Regions from separate parts of the Mus musculus genome. Here all the other regions are linked to region 2. Evidence: chromatin loops called from intact Hi-C (ENCODE). Cell type or tissue: heart. All regions are shown on one strand. Links, peaks and the distances in the headings refer to the core of each region. The heading gives the core; the rest is flanking DNA.

Region 1 (6,668 bases), core at 502-5,501, 1.1 Mb before region 2:
CGTGGTACACATGAATATAGGCAAAACCCTCATATATGTAAAAGTAAATCTTTTAAAATACCTTAGCCTGGGGAGAGAGTTCACAGGATAGTGTACTTGCCACACAAGGGTGAGGATCTCAGTTCAGATCCCCACAAGCCTTATAAATGTGCTTAAGTACTCACACTGTTGTTAGGTCGCAAAGAGATCCAGAAGATGTCTCACCCACCCCTACCTCTCCTCCAGCCTGTCATCTCTATGTAAGTACCATTTTGGATACAAGCCACTTTGCTCTCTTGGTCCATGACTCCTCTCTTGCCAGGATCCATACACACATCAAACGCACAATTTTCACATGTACTGTTTTTGTGAGCATGTGTGGGCATGTGAAGCAATGTGCATGCAGAGGTTGGAGAATAGCCTGCAGGAGTTGCTTCTCTCCTACATATGCTTTCCAGGGATAGAATTCAGGTCCTCAGGCTTGGAGCCAAGCTCCCTTACTTATTTCCTGAGCCATCTTGCCAGCCCAAATATTTTAAGTTTGAAAGATTGCTGTTATAAGTCCTGGGTCACCTGAGACTACACAGAGAAATCCTATCTTAAAAACAAACAAATTGCTGTAGTTCTGCATTGGAATAATTCATTCTCATCCTATCTCTTGGGCACCCAGTTCCTTAATCTTATTTTGGGAGGAAAGTCTGTATGAATGCACAACGTTTAAACATGCGGGTTGAGGAGATGGCTCAAGAACAGGATGACTTGGGTTGTTTGGTTTTTTCTTGGTTTTTCGAGACAGGGTTTCTTTGTGTAGCCCTGGCTGTCCTGGAACTCACTCTGTAGACCAGGCTGGCCTCCAACTCAGAAATCTGCCTGCCTCTGCCTCCAAAGTGCTGGGATTAAAGGCGTGCAGCACCACGCCCGGCTTTAGGACAGTTTTGCATGTACAGAAAAATTGTGAAAGTTGCTAGGTACACTCAGCCCATACTAGTCTGAGACACAATTTAAAAACAATTTTGTTTATAGATTGCATTCCTACAGTTGGATCTCTGTATATGCTCAGTATAGGTAAGGCAAGGACTGGGGATAGGCTGTACAGTACAGATTAACTCAGCTGAGCTGGCTCAAACACTGCTCATGCCAAAAAGACTTGTCCTGGAGAGATCTGAGGCCTTGGATTGTCCTGCTGGTAAATGTTATCCATCTGCCTGATTAATGATTATCACTATCAATTTGACTTCTGGGGAGGGAAACTCCTTTGTGTGTGTGCTCTCTGCCTACCAACCGGCTCCCAACCCTAAGCAACTCTGGTATTTTGATGTATTATACACAGATGCTGGGAACTATTTCCTATGGGATTCCATCGGGGTCAGTGGTGAAGTTAATAGAAACTGGAAGAAACGCTATTGAAGAGGATCTGTCTCTTGCTCGTTCCGTGACAAGCATTTACCGAGCACCTCTTTGGATGCAGTGCAGAAGTTACAAGGTTGGTTCCCTCATGTTTCATATATATGAAACACACACAAACGTACATACATATTTGTGTATCTGTGAGAATGTGCATGTGAACAGAAGTGCCTGTGGAGCCCAATGGCAATGATTCTCTGGAGTTACAGAAGCCTGACATGGGTTCTTGGGAAAGAAACTGGGTCCTTTGCAGGAGCAAGTGGTCTTTACTAAGCCATCCCTCCAAGTGCTCATGAGCATTCTAAGTGTGCAGGCTGTGGTTGAACTAATTAGTAAACAGATCAACAAGGAAATGCAAGTGGGCCTCCTGACCAATTCTAGTTGCACAAAAACCTACCTCCATTCCCAAAGACTTACAGCTGAGCCTGCTCAGCCATGCAAGGAAACACAGGGAGGCACGCCAAGTAACCTACAGGACATTAAACCTGGTGGAAAAGACTCATTTTTTCTTTCCGGTTTTTCGAGACAGGGTTTCTCTGTATAGCCCTGGCTGTCCTGGAAAAAGACTGATTTTTATGTGATGGTGCAAACTGTATTCCCAACAGAGGCAGCCTGTTATACTACACTGCTATGCAGGCCAGTGAGGGAAGGGACAGCAGGGTTCAAATCCTCAGCACCCACAGGAGAAAGCCAGTCATAGCGGAGATCGGGATCAGCATACGCCTTTAATCCCAGGAGACAGGAGGATCCGAGTTCCAGGCCAGCCTGGTCTGCATAGTGAGTTTCAGGACAGCCAGGGCAACAGACACTGAACCTGTCTCATTAAAATCGATAAAAATTAAGCTCAATAGTGGCAGCATATGCCTTAAATCCCAGCACAAGAGCCAGTTCCAGGACAGGCAGAGTTACACTGAGAAAACAAAAAATTGTTTACAAAGCTAGTCATGGACTAACAAGATAGTTTAGTGAAAGCAGGGCGTGGTGGCACACACCTTTAATCCCAGCACTTGGGAGGTAGAGGCAGGTGGATTTCTGAGTTGGAGGCCAGCCTGGTCCACAAAGTGAGTTCCAGGACAGTCAGGGCTACACAGAGAAACCCTGTCTCGAAAAACAAAAAAAAGCTTAGTAAAAGGAGCTTGCCCTCAAGGCTGGCAACCTGAGTTTGACCTCCAGAATCCACCTAAAAGTATAGGAATAAAACCATGTATTGTCCTCTGACCTCCCCATGTGCAAACTGATTCATGGACAACAGAGCCAGATGCTGCCACACAGCTGTACTGTACTCCCAGCACAAAGGTGGGCAGAGACAAGCTGGGGGTTGCTGACTTCCGAGCCTAAATCCAATTCAATGGGACTGTCTTAAAAGGAACAATCAGGACACCATCCTCCTCTGACCTCCTGCATGTACCACATTGGCTTTTTTACATTCATTTGAGTCCTAAGTCTGCATGTACACCTGTGTGCCAGAAGAGGGCATCAGATCCCATTATAGATGGTGTGATCCAAAGCTGAATACTGAGAAATGAGGTCAGAACTCTCTGGAAGAGCAGCCAGTGCTTAACTGCTGAGCCTTCCCTCTAGCCCCTACACATGCTTTTTCAAAGAGGGTGAATTCACCTTATTTACACCCCAATAAAAATGAGTATAAGTTAAAAAAAATATTTTCCCGTCGATAGGTCAACAGGGTGGACTGCTGCCAAGAACGCTATGCTCACCAGCATCTCAAAACATAAGGGTCTCAGTTCACTTCAGTGAGCTGAGCCAGGGTCTATCAGTGGGGAGAGAGGTGCCATGAGTTAAACTTGGGTTAAAAATAGTTCAAGGGGGGGCTGGCAAGATGGCTCAGTGGTTAAGAGCGTCGACTGCTCTTCCGAAGGTTGTGAGTTCAAATCCCAGCAACCACATGGTGGCTCATAACCATCCATAACGAAATCTGATCCCCTCTTCTGGAGTATCTGAGGACAGCTACAGTGTACTTACATATAATAAATAAATCTTTAAAAAAAAAAATAGTTCAAGGGGCTGGAAATGGCAACAGTTAAGAGCAATGACTGCTCTTTCGAAGGTCCTGAGTTCAAATCCCAGCAACCACATGATGGCTCATAGCCATCCATAATGAGATCTGATGCCCTCCTTTGGTGTGTCTGAAGACAGGTACAGAGTACTTACATATAATAAAATCTTAAAAAAAAAAAAAAAAAAGAAAAGAAAATAGTTCAAGTCGGACTGGAATGGACAATGATCCAGTTGGGACCAAAGCCCAGGCAGCACTTTGGCCTGAGTTGTGTAGCAGCGACAAAAATCCAGCAAAAATGGTATGGGTACTATTTTGCATGTGAGCCTCAAGTTTTCCAGGAAATGCTAGTACTGGCTGGAAGGGGCAAGAAATGGCCACTGAGTCCCTCAGTACACCTGTATACTCACTTTACTTACCCACCCACCCAGATAGACTTACAATGGCTGATTTCTGAGATGTGGTCGTCTCTATAGCCCTGGGTATTCTCGGAGTTGCTTTATAAACAAGGCTGGCCTTAGTCACCTGCTTCAGCCTACCAGAATGCTGAGATTACAAATATAAAGGACATGCATTTGGTAAACACTAGACTTTGTTGACATTTTCTAAGGTCAGCAATTCACACTGAAATTCTACTGCAGCAGCACAAAGTCCCAGCTGACACCCACCAGAATGTTTCCTTCAGGAGTATCACTGTTTCACACATCAGAGCATCTGATAACTGAAGACTTCACTCTGAAACCGGGTATTGAACCTCCCATTTCCTTCTTATAAGGAGGCTTGTCAACTGAAGGGTGGGGGCCTTATCTGGGTCAGTGGACTAAGACCTGGTGAGACAGCCTCAAGCTCAGGATATCTGACAGTGTCAGCAGCTAAGAACCCTGAAGTCATTTACCCTCACTCCTGTTTCCACAGGAATCAACTGAATGTCCTGCACAAGCCGCTCTCACTCCTGTTGGTACCCAGATGGCCCTGAACAGCTTCTATCCCCAACAACCCTCACTCCAGATGAACAAGTTCTAATAGCTTTGATAGCACAACTAAAGACAGCGCAGAGCCACAGCTCAATGAGCACAAAACATTTTGGAGGCCTAATGGAAGTCAGTGGACTCTTTATTGCTTCGGGCGTGTGGGGCTCAGGAGCTCTTGGTGGGGCGGGTCCGTTTCCTCTTCACCACCACAGGCTTCTGGCTTCGAAGGATGGCACTGGCCCTGCGGATGGCCGCCTGAGGACAGGACAAGGAACTTAGCTCACAAACTCAAAAGACACTCCCATTTACTGCTGCTTGTTTCCTAGGACTCCGGGGAGGCAGGGTGTGTGTGTGTGTGTGTGTGTGTGTGAGTGATCAAAAGTCCCGAGTCTAGCTCCAGCTAGGCAGAGCCAAGCACCCAGGCCTGCATGCAGCCCCTCAGGTTTAGTACCAGCTGCCCCCCTGCCTTAAGTACCCATCCATTACTCACCATACGCAGATCAGGGCGGTACTTGTTCTTTCGGATCATGTGTCTGATGCTGCTGAGGGTAGCCCGAGCATTCTTGTTGATGGTGGTCCTCACATAAGAAGTGGCAGGTTTTCGCTGACCTGGTAAGGAAAGCCTAGGAATCAGTCCATCTGCATGAGCCCTTCAGAGCATCTGCCTGATGGAACACAGAGCCTCTCTGAAGACCATGCTCACCCCATCTTCCCTCCAGCCCATTCAGTACATCCCTTAGGTGACTGTCACAGGTAAGTCTTAAAGCCCGGGAAAATCCCATCCCTCTTTAGGAACCTCCCAGATACAGGAGGGACATAGCGCATGCACTTAATCCAAGCACTCAGGAAGCAGAGGCAGGTGGATCTCTGAGTTCTAGACCAACCTGATGTAGAGTTCCAGGACATTGAGGTCTACATAGAGAAACTGTACTTAAGTTTCTCTCTACACTTCTTAATTTAAAGATCACCTTACACAGCCGGGAAGTCAGAGGAAGGGCAGTTCTGGACCCTGGAAAAAGGGAGCGCTATCGTGTGCAAAGGCTCACCGGATCTGCGTTTCATAACTACCACGACCCCTTTGCCATCGGCGGCCGGCTCCACTCCGACGGTCTTGCGGTGAATTAGCCCGTTGTAGCGGAAGGAGTTTCGGGCTTTCAGATTATTTGGCTCCTGGGGAATAGGTGTACACGATGTTAAGTTAAGGCCCGGAGGCTCCGATACGCAAAAGAGCCACAGTGCCCCTCACACGCGGGCCCGACTCACCGTGCTGTACGTCTGCTTATTCCTCTTGATCAAGAAACTGGAGCAGTTCCGGACGACCATCCACTGCAGATGCGCGGACATGGCGGCGGCTGGGGAGAAGCCGGGGGGGGGGGGGGTGTGAAAGATGTCAGAAAGAAGCAGGCCGTGGACAGGCGGCTGGGTAAGCGGCAGCACCGTTGGGAAAAAGCGAGCAAGAGCTTTACACGGCCGAGGAAAGGGTGAGCAAAGGAGGCAGGCCGAGCTAACACCGCGGAGACTTAGAAGGGGGAAGGGACGCTGAGGCCCCACTTCCGGTGGGGAATGAGGGCAGCGAATGGTGCTTGGGTACAAGGAGAGAAAGCCCAGGCAGGAGACCGAGGCCGTGGGAGCGAGATGGCGGCCACGCGGGACGGACAGAGGCCTCACACTCACCTCCTCTCCCTATGGCGGCCGGAGACGGAAAGAGAGACACGAGAGGCGGGACGACACCTTTAAAATGGCAACGCATTTCCGCTTCCTCCCGTGGCGCGCCTGAACTCGGCTACCCAGCTTCCTCTGGGCCTTGGGTTCCGCCTCCGAGTCTTTTTGACTCGGGAACCTTCGGAGCTCTTCGTCTGAAGGTCCCGGCGAGTTCTCGCGGTGCGTACCGTGATGAGGCGCCGGGGTGGGGTAGGAAGTTTTCGGAACTCGGTGACTCGGTTTTCGTGAGGATCCAAAAGCAGAGAGAGTTCCTAGAGCTATGTTCCCATCGCATCACCCTGATCTGTTCAGTCTGCACTTAGCGCATGGTGGGCACTAATACATATTTTGAAAAAAAAAAACGGTTTTGCGCCCTTGTCTAGTAGATTTCGAGGTGGGATCCTCCAGCCTCAGCCTGTGGATGCAAATATTGAGGATTCCAGATCTCACATTAAGTGGAGCTTAATTGATTTTAAGATTTATTTATTTTTCCCGGGCGTGGTGGCGCACGCCTTTGTTGGATACTCTGAAACTAAAGTTACAGATAGTGCCTACTGAGAATTGAACCACTGTTGTCTGGAAGAGCAGCCAGTGCTCTG
Region 2 (6,335 bases), core at 1,336-6,335:
TTTGTTTTGTTTTTCGAGACAGGGTTTCTCTGTGTAGCCCTGGCTGTCCTGGAACTCACTTTGTAGACCAGGCTGGCCTCGAACTCAGAAATCTGCCTGCCTCTGCCTCCCAAGTGCTGGGATTTTTTTCCATTTTTAATTATACTTTTCATATAGATGACCCTACTACTTTATTTCCTTTTTTTCCCCCAGACAGTCTTGATTCCCAGCCCTGGCTGGCCTGAACTCACTATGTTGCTTATGCAGCTCTCAAACTTGTAGCAATCCTTCTGTCTCAGACTCTCAAGTGCTAGGATTACAAATATGGCCATCACATGTGGCTGTCTTTTTCTTTTCTTTGTTAAGACAAGGTGCCATGTAGACAAAGCTAGCCTCAACTGGAGATGTCTCCACTTATCTAGAGCTGAGATTAGAGGCATGCACAATGCCCAACTCTAATCCCATACATTAATTCTTTGATAACTAATACTGTTTCGCAGACAGCTGTTTTTTTGTTTTGGTTTGTTTGATTTGATGTTTTGTGATAGGGTTTCTCTGTGTAGATTTGACTGTCCTGGACATCATGCTGGCCTCAAACTCACAGAGTTGTGACTGCTTCTGTCTCCTGAGTGCTGGGATTAAAGGTATGAGCCACCACTGCCTGGCCACAACTGGTTTGTTGTTGTTGTTGTTGTTGTTGTTGTTGTTTTTCTGGCTTTTGTTTTGAGGCTGTCTCACTATGCAGCTTGGCTGGGACTAAAGGCATACACCATTTCTTCCAGCTTAATTACTATGTTTTCTTCCTAACTTATCATCAGTAACTTCCCTACTTTTAATCTTTCAATTCTATAAAGAATCCTGCAGTGAATGCGCTCATATGTTTTGTGCATGTAAGTAAGGATTTCTAAATCAATTTCTAGATCACAGACAGTATTTATGAAAAGTTCCTACATTAAGCCAGGTGTTGTGACTCATGCCTGCAATTCCAGCACTCGGGAGGTAGAGGAAGGAAGACCTCGAATTCCAAGGCTAACCTGTGAGGTATAGCAAATTCCAAGCTAATTTTGGCTCCGGGAAGAGAACCTGTGTTTGACAAGACTACCCTCCATGAGTTCAAGAGAATTCTGGCATATTTGTTGTCCTGTTTTAGGTCCCCTGGGAGAAGAAATGGGACAAAAAAAAGAAAATGCACAACAAATAAAGACCATTAGAAAAGGTACAGCCACCAGAGTCCCCCCAAACTCACCAGGATAGACCAGGAAGTCACCACCAAACTTCCCTGCTGCGCTGAGGAAGAAACCTCTCTCCCACAGGTCTCGGTAGATGCTGTAGCGCAGCTCGTGGGCAGGACGGCCAGCATGGGGCCAGTCTTTGGACTGCACACGCCAGTCCAGAGGCTTAGCTTTTACAGGCCGAGGCCTGGCAGTGGCCAGCTGGATAAGCAGGGCTGATCTGGGCAAGGGAGTCACCCCATTTGAAGGTCCTGGTTGGGGAGATGAAGAATCTAGGGATGGGGCTGGGAGCAAAAAGAATTTACTGAGTCCACAAGGTCTCCTTAGCGCCAGAAAAATCCAACTAAAATTCTCCAAAGTTTCCCTCCCTCCTGCCCCAAATTTTAACTCTAAATCCTAAAATCTCACCTGCTCCCTCCTGCTCCGCAGAAGGCTGGCCATCATCACTGGTCTCACTCCCTTGGGTAGCCTCACTTCCACCGGCTTCTTGGCCTCCTTCATCTGCCCCTGAATCCTGTTCCAGCTTCTGCTTCTTGGCAGCCTGGCCCTCTACGATCTTCTCTAGAAGCTCCTGACGCCGGGTCTCCCGGGCCTCGGCTGCCAAAGTGTTCTGATCCTGGAAACTCTGCTCTTGCTGGCGTTTGAACGATGCTAGGGCCTGAGAAGTAAACTTAACTGGAACCCCAAGACACATCCTGCAGTCCCTTAGGAAGACAGGAATTCTGACCAGTTTACAACCTTCCAACAGGCCCTCCCAGGCCTTCCCACTATCAGGGCCTTTCGTTTCTTACCAAGCCATGGTTGCGGGGGTCCGGGCGCGGGGCGCTGACTAGGGTCACCGCGCCTATCTCGGCCAGGAGCCGGGCTTCTTCAGGCAGCAGCAGAAGCGGAAGGCCCAGGCGCGAGTTCTGGCGGGGCCCGCGGGGCAGGGCGCCCACCGTGCGTCCCCCGACTCCCAGACGCTCCCGCAGCGCCTGCACGGCCTCGGCTCCCCACACCAGCGAGCGGCCATTTGCGACCTCCACCACCAGCATCTTCCTGCGGAGTGGGGGTGCGTCGCGGTCACCCAAACAGCCCCACCGACCCGACTGAAGTCTTCCACGCCCTCAGCGCAAGACCCCGCCCCTCACCCCCCAAGGGGCGGGGCTGGGGTTGCCACCTGCCCCCCCCCGCCCCCCAGCCAAGATCTACCCAGGGACCAGTTAAGACCACGCCCCTCACCCAGGTCCCACCGTTCCGCTCCCCCTCAGCTCCAGGTGACCATCTTCTCTGCCAAAGCGTACCACCATCTCTCGTCCCCTCAGAGAGACCTCCCGCCATAGTGGTGCACCGCCCTTTTTGCAAAGTGGGTGTCTTCTTATGCGTCCGTCAAATCTCAGAACCTCAATGTAGGGTGGTTTGCTCAAGCCACACCCTCTTCTAAATACTTGGAGCCCAGCCCCTCCCCTTTCGAAGTGCCCAGATTCGCCTTTCCCGCCTATTCTGAGTCGGACTTTAAAAGAAACCCAGTCCTGTCTTGCGCCAGCTGTTCGATGTTCCAGCATCCTAAATTCGGCTCAATCGGGAGTCCTGCCTACCCGAACGCAAGCGTTTCAGCCTTCGGAAGATCTCGACTCTATTCCCGAACGCATGCGGGAGATCTCGGCTCAGTAGAATCAGCCACCCCCTCTAAGTTGCAAAAGGTTCAGCATTCGACCCTAGCCAGATCCCATCGTTCTTCCAGCTGTGGCCCCGCCCACTTCCTACCCAATTTAAGGAGTTCACAATTACGATTGAATCCACAGTCGCACTCGAGGTGCAGTGTGCGTCGTGGCTCCCTTTCAATCTGTCGTACTGTCCTCAGGCAGAGGCAATAAGTCAACCCCTAGCCAACACCAACTCTCGGCTAAGGCGGAGCTGGCCCTACGTAGCGCGTCCTCCGTCATCCCGTCAGGTCAGCAAAGCGGAAAAGCCAAGAAAGCCCTCACTGCCACTCCGGTCTGCACAAATGGGACCTTGAGGGTCATTGCTCTGGCCTCGCCCCCAAATCCACCAGTCATGTCGGCCCCGCCCCTTCGCCGTTTTCCGGTCTTCTGTGGCTCCGCCTTCCTCCCTCAAGACTATTAGCTCAGCCTGTTAAGTCTACTGATTATTTCCAAAGTTAGGCCAAAACGGCTGCCCTCAATATCATTTGACCGTGACCTGAAAAAGCATTCAGCTATCTGAAGTAAGTCCAAATATGCGATCCCGCCCACACCCCGTGGTTCTTTGACTCTCGGACCCCGGCTGATTCCGACTATCTCCGAAGTAAGCCGAAGCATGCGGTCCCGCCTACTTCGTTCTGCGTTCTTGAGCCCGCCTAACACTACACAACGACTTTTGGACCCGATTATTTCCGAATCAAGCCGAAGTGTGTGGTCCCGCCTACATCCGGCCGAGTTTGTAAACGCATCTAATTCCGAGCCGTGACTTTGGAATTCGGCTATCCCCGAAGTAAGCCGAAGCTGTGGCACTCCATGCCGAGGGCTTGAATGACCGAGTGTGCCCGAAGGAATCCGAAGCTGAAAGTCTGTCTCTGAGCTCCAGGTCCCTCCTCCTCAAGTCTCAACGGGACTCGAAGATCTTGGCCCCGCCTCTCTGACCCGAAACCCCGCCCCTTCACGTACTGGCAGCTCTTTGCCCGGGGACCTCCTAGAAAGATCGCGACAGGCATCTTGCGGCAGACTGGTGTTCTGGGTACCTTTCTTGCGGTGCTGTAACTCGTACAGCCGCGGCTCTCGGGGCCTGGACCGCGCAGCCCTGCCGGCGCCCTCCAGAACGGGCAGTGCGGGGGCGTGCTGAGCTGGGGAGGCGTGGCGCGAGCCGAGGCGGCCTCGAAAAGGAGCTCCGCAGTCTTCTGGCCCACGGACGGTTCAGGTGGGCCCAGGTTGGGTTGCATGGCGGCGTCACGAAGATCGTAGGGTGGCGGGGTGCGGGGACAGCGCCCAGAGCGTGGCCGGGCTGGGTGGCGTAACCGCCTGTGGATCTGCCGAGGCAGAATCGGATACACGCTGGCCTTCGCTGCGCGGGGCTGGGCTACGAAAGGTGCTTGCAGATCGTACAGGGTCATTGCCTTCTCTCCGAGGTACGGGTTAAAGAGGAGCCCAGAGCTCAGAGCTTAGAAAACAGGATGCTAAATGCTGGGCTTCTCCGAGCTGGGCGGGAGTGGGAGTACTGGGTCCTGTAAGACGCAGAGGAAATTGGGGACCCAGAAGGGCTCCAATGTACTCAGGAGGGTGAGGATGATACAGATTCCTGGGCTCTCAGAGAAGAGGGGTGTTGTGAAGGATTGTTTTTCTGGCCGGAAGGTGTGGGTCATAAATGGAAGTAGAAGTACTTTTGATTTCAACATTGGCAAAGGGGTGGGGTGGGGGCTTAATTCTTGGGTCCTGGAAGGAGGAGTGAGCTGGAGGCCTGGGTTCTCAAAGGGGATTCTACTGTCTTCAAAAGAGGAAGGGACTGGAATACTGGTTCTCACTGTGAGTCCTTCCTCCCCCAGACCATGACACCCGAAGAATGGACATATCTAATGGTCCTTCTTATCTCCATCCCTGTTGGCTTCCTCTTTAAGAAAGCTGGTGAGTCAGGTTCCTTGTCTAGTGGAAAATTAGGGTGAGGGAGCTGGGGTGGGGAATCACCCCTCCCGAAGGTTCTAGGCTTATACTTTACCTTTTCCTTTCAGGACCTGGGCTGAAGAGATGGGGGGCAGCAGCTGTGGGCCTGGGGCTCACCTTATTCACCTGTGGCCCCCACAGTTTGCATTCTCTGATCACCATCTTGGGAACCTGGGCCCTCATTCAGGCCCAGCCCTGGTGAGAACTAGGTGGTGAGAAAGGAAGAAGGATGCAGAGAAGCAGCAGTCTGTTTCCTCTTCGAGTCTTCTATTTCTTCTCCTTTAATCTTACTGTGTGTCGCTATGCCTTGGCCATCTTTCTTCCCACCTTGTGTCTTTGCCCCAGTCCTCAGTATCCATGTGGCAGACTGACTTCCATAGTCCAGTCAGGCTGAGCTCTGGCTGAAGTGCCTTCCTTCTTCCAGAAGCTTCTCTTAATGCCGGTCATTCTTTTCTTATCTCTGGCTGTGCCTCTTCTGTCTCTGTTACTCACCAGTCTTCTCACCTCTTCTTCTCTGTCTGAATGTGGGCAGGGGCGGGGGTGGGTATCTCAGGAGAAGGAAACAGAGGCTAAGGTCCCTGTACCCAACATTATGACTTCCCACCTCTGTCCTAGCTCCTGCCATGCCCTGGCTCTTGCCTGGACCTTCTCCTATCTCCTCTTCTTCCGAGCCCTCAGCCTGCTGGGCCTGCCCACTCCCACGCCCTTCACCAATGCTGTCCAGCTGCTGTTGACACTGAAGGTGAGACTTGGCGAACACTACTTCTTTTAGTCTCCCTGGGAGCTGGGGAGCCTCCTTGCTTTCTCCTCCCAGACTTTCTCATAGTAGGGGGAGGGCTGTGGAGTTTTATCTTTCACAAACCCTAAGCTTGGGACTTCATTTCTCCCTGGGGACAGAGTTCACCTCCCACATCCTCTGGAGCAAGTCTTCACCTCTCCACTCATTGCAGGATAAGGAGATAACCTGAGTGCTCTATCACAAGCCATTTGGCACACCTAGAATCTTCCTCCCCAGTGTGTTTTGCTAACATGCTCTTCTTGAGTCTGTAGCAAACCGTCCTCCAAGGAGGAAAATTACTCTATAGAGAAGGTATCCGGCCCAAGGGCTCAAAGCTGGGACAAAGTGCAGGTTTGGTTTTTCATTTTTGAAACAGAGGCTCGTGTAGCACCCTATGTTGGTCTCAAACAAAGAAGACACTGAACTTTTGATTCTGCCTCCAGCTCCCGAGTGCCAGAATTGTAGGCTTGCACCACTGTGCTTGGTTTATTATGGTTCTGGGGACTCGAGCCAAGGACCTCAACACACTAGGCAAGCACTTGACCAAATGAACTACATTCTTAGCCATGGGTCTGAATCTTAATCACCTAAGAAAAGGGCAAGAAGTGAGTGGTCCTCAGTGCCTAGCCCAGACTACAACAGTCGTGAGCTCTTGCTATGTTCTAGGCTCCAGCAACGTAGCCATGGACAGTCCAGCCAGGTGGAGAACTGGTT
Region 3 (6,668 bases), core at 620-5,619, 440 kb before region 2:
AACAACACCTCCCAAACAACAACAACACAAACAAACAAACAAAAAAGACAAGCTAGTTGTGGTGGTGTACATTCAGGCAACTGAGGCAGAAGAGAAGCCTAAAGTCAACTTGGGCTATATAGAGAACCGTGACTCAAAAAGAAAAGCAAAAACCCAGATTTTAATAAAGTCTACACACAGCTATGGGGTAAGTAGGTAATGTACTCCAGTAAGTACCATGAACGAATACAAGGAAGAGAAAAGGAAAAGCAGGATGACGACTTAAAAGGCAATGGGAGGCTCTCTTGAAGGTGTTCGCTGGGCAGCAAGGAACCTTGAAGTGAGCTGCAGAGAGCAAAGCATAGGGGACTAGGACATGCTAATGTCCTGGGGTCTGGAGGCAGTGGAAATGTCAGCATCAACAGTGGAAAGGACCAGAATGGATATGCCAGATCTTATGAGACCTAAGCAGGAATCTGGCAGTTTTGTCAGGGGCTGCTGTCTGTCTTCACCCCAACCAACCATTTGCCCACCCTGACAGAAGGCTCCCACCCTGCAGCCAGGTCCTCACCATGGGGTAGTAGTAGCTATACGGATAGGCATAGTTGTACTGCTGGTACCACTGGTAGTATTGTTGCTGCTGCTGCTGCAAAGCAGAGGCTTCTGCCTGAGAGACGTACTGCAGAAAAAGGAGTGTCCATCAGTACCAGCCACAGGAGCCCATGGGCACTACACTACCAAGAGGGTAGGCCTTCACTGCAGAGCAACTGCAGAAGGGTGCAGACTCTGTACAGTAAGACTAGACATCTTAAAAGATGGGGACGATCATCCTTAAGATCACTCAGGCCCAGGTTGACCCAAAGGAGTTAACTTTCCCCCTTCATTACATTTAGTTAACAGGAAAACATGCTTACAGCCCCCCTATGGCACTCCCCTCTATGGAAGCCAGCATCCTTCCCACCCTTCTCTCGGCAACGGCCCCAGCCCAGCACTGTAGTTCCCAAATCCTCCATGCCATTCTCACTTGTGCACTGGCCACAGGACCACTGCTGCTGGCTTTGGAACTGCTGGTAGCCCCTGCTTTGCTGATGCTGGCCAGGGCCTGGCGGGCCTTCTCCCACTCTGGGTTCTCGTGCATAGGAGTCTCCATGCCATTTTCTCTGCTGTTCCCAGTCACCATGCTGTACTGAGAAGACCTGCAACAACGAAGCACAGTTATGGTCTCCCCTATCTATACACAGGTAGACAAAGTTGGGGAAAAGTAAACCCAAGGCTTGCATTCTAGAGCTAAACTCCCTACTCACCACAGCCCAAGCTGAAGGTGGCACATAGCATGTGCCAAGCAAACAGAAAGCTAACCAGTATGTACATAATTCTATACATGACCTACGACTTTAGGAGAACTCAGGTTTTTTACAAGCCAGTGAATTCTGACATGGCCAACAATGAAAAAAAAATTTAAAAAAAGAAAAGGGAAGGATCAGAAAGATATTAAGAGGGGGCTGGAGAGGTGGCTCAGTGCTTAAGAACATTTAGCAGTCTTGCAGATATCACTAAGCTCTGTTCCCAGCACCCATGTCGGATGGCTCAGAGCCACCTCTAACTCCAGCTCCAAGGGATCTGAGGCTTCTTCTGACCTTGACGAACATGGGTGACACACACTCACTCACACCCACATAAGCTCACATACATTAAAGGAAAGCTCAAAGGGGAAGCTTGCCCCTCCATCCTAGCCCCCACAATGAGCATTTTTCCCCCAAGCTGTGCAAGGACCCGTTGTGTCTTGTTCCTCTTGCAATGGGCTGTGTTCCCTTAGCCCTACTAACCAGTCTGCAGCACGCTGATCACCCACGTTGGCCGCCATCTGGACCTTGGGGTGTAGGGAATAGACCTCGGGAGCCAGGCTGCTTTTTAAATGTCTATAAGAAAAGAGATCAATTAGCCCCAAGAGAAGATAGGCTAGAAAGAGAGGGTATCTCATAGAAGGGAACACTGGCAAAGAATGGAAAGGAAAGCAAGTGTGGTGGCTCATGACCATAATGCCAGCAATCTTTTGGGAGTTCCAATACCCATCTGGGCTACAAGTTACAGTCCTGTCTCAAAAACAAACAGCTTAAAGAATCAGAATCAGTTCCTAGTGTGGAGTGAAGAGACCTGAGCATGAAAGGAAACACCTCCCTTGGAGGCCGAGACTAGCCTGTAGGATATGAAAATGAAAGACAAAGAAGCTGAGACTTGCATTACGAGTGTGGCTGTGAGGGAGACCTGACTCAAGTGGTGGATGCAGAAACCTCAGTCCTGGATAGGAAATCTAAAGATACTTCTACTACAGCAAGAGGAAGGCTCTCCAGTGACTGAAGTACTAGCTACAAAGAAGTTTGGGGAGAGGGAAGCCTTTGGGGATACTCTGAGGAGGAAGGAATTGAGACTGGGAGAACACTGGAGAATAGAGCAAAGTTTTCAAAGAAAAAGGTAAAGTATGGATATCCCGCTGAGCAGCCAGGTGAAGGTGCAGGAGACTCCTTCCTGTGAAGTCACTGCCTGGCAGCACCTACCAGACTCAGATCAATTACAGTCTCCAGACTTGTATGGGATGTTCCTAGGAGTGGGAGTTGGTTTGGGAGCAAACAAGTGGCAATTACTCAAGTAAGGTGTCTGCAGATAACAGAGGCCCACAACATTCTTAAACTATTAGGGGTGGGGTGGATAGTACCATAAGAAATAGGATGGGTTGAGCACCGTGCCAACAGGGCTGGAGCGGTCCAAACAACAGGATTTACAGAAAAGAAGCCTATTGGAGAAACTGAAACCCTTATAGGAAGCCTAAGGGGCACTGACAGGTCTCAAAGGCCTTTAAAAAACCCAATCCGTTGGGTGGTATCAAGGGGTCCTAACTAGGGATGCACAAAAGAGAGCCTCGTGTTCGTAACTGGTATTAGGAGTAAGGGGTCTGATTTACAGACGAGAACAACACGGACTGTAAGCTCAGAAGCACCTGGCTGTCCCGCAGGCATGGAGTCCACGACGCTAGGTGGAGGTTGAGGCCGCCCTGAACACAAGCGACCTCCCTTGTCCCCCGCGACCAGCCACCGGCCGGGCCGCGCTTGCGCACCACGCTGCGAGGGTGGCCTCTCTGGGTTGCCCTAGGCAACAGGAAGGCCAGCGTAACAGCGGGTCAATGGAGCCCGCAAGGGGTGCGTCTAGGGCACTAGGGACCGCAGGGTTCCCAGGGCCAGTAGCAGAGCGGACGCGGACGCGCACGCGCACGTAGGGGAGCCGCCCCCTCCCCCCCCCAGCGTACACCCGGCGCGCATGCGCAGAGGCGCTCCGGCGGCCACACCCTTCAAAGACGCAGGGCGCGGCGTCGGTTGGCCTTACCAAACAGGCCAGGGCTCGCGGAGCGCGGAGCCCGAAGGCGTCCCTGTGCTCGCCCGCCAGGCCTCCCACTACTACCCACACTCACTAGGACCGCTCGCTCCCGGGACTCGTTACCGGCGGTCCAAGGCAGCTTCAAGACAACCAAGACAGCGCTCAGTCACCGGCTGGCTCTAGTCTGGGGCTCGAACGTCCTGACCGTGGCGTGATGACGTTACCCGGACGTCTGTCCCCGCCCTGTGTCGCGCACAGCCAATAGACGTCACCGCTCGGCTTGAACCGCCCACCACACGTCTCGCGAACGCAGTCGCGTGTTGGCGTTTGTCAGCAAGCCGGAAGCTGGCCCTAGACGGTGGCCCCGTGGGGACAAGTACCTCCCAGCCTCTCGTGCGCGCTCACAACAGCTTAGTTTTGACTCAGCAGTCAATAGTCTCTCAGATGTAACGCATAGGGACAGGAGTTGTGAGGCTGCGCACTGCGCTAGGACGATTTAAAATAAATGAATATATAAGCGGGTGGAGGGAAATGGGATAAGGTGAATCCTCCCTTGGAAGGTTTATTTAGTGAGTAAAATTGGAAAGGCGCACCTGGCGTAGGGAACAGCGAGTGCGAACCAAAGGAAGCGGGAAACGCGTCGCTTGAGGAATGGGAGTAGCCACTGGACTGTGACGCTGGAAAGGTACCTTGTAGGGTGTTGGGATGGTGAGATCTGCTCGGAGTGGCAGCTAGCAGAACTGTATCTTTTAGGATCAGGATGGCCCTGGAACTCAGAAACCCGCCTCCCTCTTAATGGGATTAAGGTGTGGGCCGCCACTTAAAGCTCACTGTTTACAGTAGGAGTGATTGAATTATGCAGCCCAACTTGGGATCTCCCGTTAAAATAATTGATAAGACTACCTTCTTATCAATTATTGTTCATCAATTGACCAGTTTCCAGTCTCACATTGTACAAGCAACTTTTGGTAATTAAACAACACTTGGATAACTCTGTATCATTTGCTAGTGTTAGCTTGGTAGGTTTCTTCCCATCTCTTTTTTATAATGAACTTTTATTTTAGAATAAATTTTAAGTTTACAGAAATTACAAAAGTAATACAGGAATTGGGCACACTATGCCCAGTTTCCCCTATTGCTAGATTCCACACCTCAAATTCATTTGTTAAAAGTAAGAAATTGACATTGCTCTAATATTCTGAACTAAGCCGCAGATGTGGGCGCTTTTTCTCACTAATGTTTCCGGTGCGCCATAGCGTAACCCAGAGCATCATGTTGCATTTGTCTTGCTTTTTTACCCATCCTGTCAAGAGCTGTTTATTGGGTTTATGATGCCCATTTGCTTTACCACACAACTGAGGTTCAAAAAAACAAAACAAAAAGCCAAACCAAACTAAACCAAACCAAAACAACAACAACAACAACAAAAAAAAAAAAAAAAAAACTGGGCAGTGGTGGCCCACGCCTTTAATCCCAGCACTTGGGAGGAAGAGGCAGGTGGGTTTCTGAGTTCGAGGCCAGCCTTGTCTACAGAGTGAGTTCCAGGACAGCCAGGGCTACACAGAGAAACCCTGTCTTGAAAAACCAAAAAAAGAGGTTCAGTGAGTCAAATAACTTGCTTACATTAACACTGAGGTGCCAGGACTAGGACCCATAGGAATCCAAACCAGCATTGTGCAAGAACCAGGGATACCCCTGGTGCTTCTGTAGTCACTTGAGGACCCTGCTCTGCCATCTCCCCTACAGAGCTGCTGGTCTTTGGGAAGAGTCCCACTGTGGCAGATTAGTTTTGTCTCCAGCGTTTAACTGAGCCAGGGGTTGCTTGTTTATTTCTTTCTGGAAGCTGGTCCCTCAAAGGATTACCAGGATAAGAGATGCAGTTTTTATCCTCTCACATGTAAGCATATTTATGTTTGTTTATTTGTTTTGTTTATTATTATTTTCACATAGCTGGTGATTCACAGTCTCTGGGCAGCATATTTAGAGAACCTGTTCCCTGGGCCTCCAGACCAGCACCAGCCCACACTCCACTCTAAATCCCACAACAAATAGGTACTCGAAAGGGGAAAGTAGCACATTGTGTTTGCTAATCATTAGAATTTGAACACTTTAGTTGGGTGTGGTGATACACGCCGTCACACGCCGTTAATCTCCTCACTAGGGAGGCAGAGGCTGAGGCAGGCTCTTCTCTGTGAGTTCAAGGCCAGCCTGGTCTACAAAGAGAGTTCCAGGACAGCCCAGGGCTGTTTCACAGAGAAACCCTGTCTCCAAAACAACAACAACAAAGACAAAAAAGACAATTTTATCCATTTGTTTTGGGGTTTTTGTTTTTCTCAGTTACTTATTATTAAATTGAGGTCTTTTTTGTTAGATAATAGAAGCTTTTTGAATTATGTTTATGTATTAACCACGTTTTTCTTTGCCATGTATGCTATTTGTTTTTTAAACAAATGAGAACTACATACATATTGTTCCCCAGACAATAAATTTCCCTTTTGACTCTGCCATGTTTGTTTTTACTTGATAACTTATTGAGTGCCTCATCTTTTCCTGCCTGGATTTATAATATCTTCCTTAAACCTTCCCCCTTCATATCACCCTGGTGGCACTACAAGCAAATATTCTACTTTCTCTTCGAAGACTTCTGTCCCTATTCTGATACAAGCGTTGGTTTTCTGGAGTCTTGTGCTGGGTGTGAGCTGCTAGGAAGCAAGTTGATTCCACGCCTTTCCTAAACCCAGCAGGCTTTGTACATTCCACGGGACTGGAAGCTTGACTGTTCCTGTGGCTGCACGCCTGTTTAGATTTAGTGCTAGGCTTATTCTCTTCCGGTATCTGCTTCTTCCCCCTTGTCAGGATTCACATGTTACTTATAGAAGCAATGCAGTGCTGAGCCTGGACAAGAGGAGAGTTGCCTTTCAACCACCAGAGGAGGAGTGTCCCTAGCCCAGTCAGGACTTCCTTCTCTCAGTAGTTGGGGTGGATAAGAAGGACCTAGCTGCTTGTAAAATAAAGCCTTCCCTTTTATTTCAAATCAGCCCTCTTCCAAGTTAGTGCCATAGGTTGAGATCGCTGGGGTATGGCAGGAAACAGGGACGTGCCTGTACCTGCCTCCAGCTTCATCCCTCCAAGGACAGGACTGGCAGCCAGAGGTGAGGAACACCAGGCTGTATAGGTCAGCCCCCTTCCCAGCCACCCCTGGTCCCTGTTGTGCCACCTCAGCAATCCCCTGTGCTAAGGAGAAATGGGGATGGGGGGGTGGGTGTTAGGGCCAGAGCAGGTTGCCATCCTAAGTGAGATGTCCATAGCCAGCAGTGTTA

The links. Peaks named below come from ENCODE experiments on the same cell type or tissue, not always from the same donor. Only the 100,000 strongest peaks of a DNase experiment are listed, where the experiment ranks them.
Region 1: it touches region 2 in a loop (4-fold over the local background); 2 of 42 quality-filtered maps call a loop at or near these places.
Region 3: it touches region 2 in a loop (4-fold over the local background); 17 of 42 quality-filtered maps call a loop at or near these places.

Annotation. Positions count from the first base shown.
Region 1 is chr7:4,792,373-4,799,040 of GRCm38, reverse strand. Rpl28 (ribosomal protein L28) reads right to left here and starts at 6,076. Exons shown (of 5, transcript NM_009081.2): 1 at 6,043-6,076; 2 at 5,632-5,720; 3 at 5,415-5,538; 4 at 4,859-4,977; 5 at 4,494-4,623. The coding sequence starts at 5,712. The coding sequence ends at 4,534. In heart, for the core only: a CTCF peak has its summit at 2,840 (motif pointing right); no DNase peak of the experiment used is centred there; H3K4me3 peaks cover 1,284 bases; H3K27ac peaks cover 820 bases.
Region 2 is chr7:3,690,512-3,696,846 of GRCm38, reverse strand. Mboat7 (membrane bound O-acyltransferase domain containing 7) reads left to right here and starts at 3,861. Exons shown (of 8, transcript NM_029934.4): 1 at 3,861-4,106; 2 at 4,729-4,807; 3 at 4,912-5,041; 4 at 5,459-5,585. The coding sequence starts at 4,732. It overlaps Tsen34 (tRNA splicing endonuclease subunit 34), which reads right to left and starts at 3,237. Exons shown (of 5, transcript NM_001164204.1): 1 at 2,958-3,237; 2 at 2,003-2,249; 3 at 1,620-1,869; 4 at 1,226-1,495. The coding sequence starts at 2,245. In heart, for the core only: a CTCF peak has its summit at 3,946; DNase peaks (open chromatin) are centred at 1,756, 2,546, 3,236 and 3,706; H3K4me3 peaks cover 4,195 bases; H3K27ac peaks cover 3,193 bases.
Region 3 is chr7:4,133,926-4,140,593 of GRCm38, reverse strand. Ttyh1 (tweety family member 1) reads right to left here. Exons shown (of 14, transcript NM_021324.6): 14 at 5,187-6,668. It overlaps Leng8 (leukocyte receptor cluster (LRC) member 8), which reads right to left and starts at 3,114. Exons shown (of 16, transcript NM_001374609.1): 1 at 2,975-3,114; 2 at 1,806-1,898; 3 at 1,004-1,175; 4 at 551-658. The coding sequence starts at 1,843. It overlaps D030047H15Rik (RIKEN cDNA D030047H15 gene), which reads left to right and starts at 3,668. Exons shown (of 3, transcript NR_033548.1): 1 at 3,668-4,033. In heart, for the core only: no CTCF peak of the experiment used is centred there; a DNase peak (open chromatin) is centred at 3,623; H3K4me3 peaks cover 2,558 bases; H3K27ac peaks cover 1,520 bases.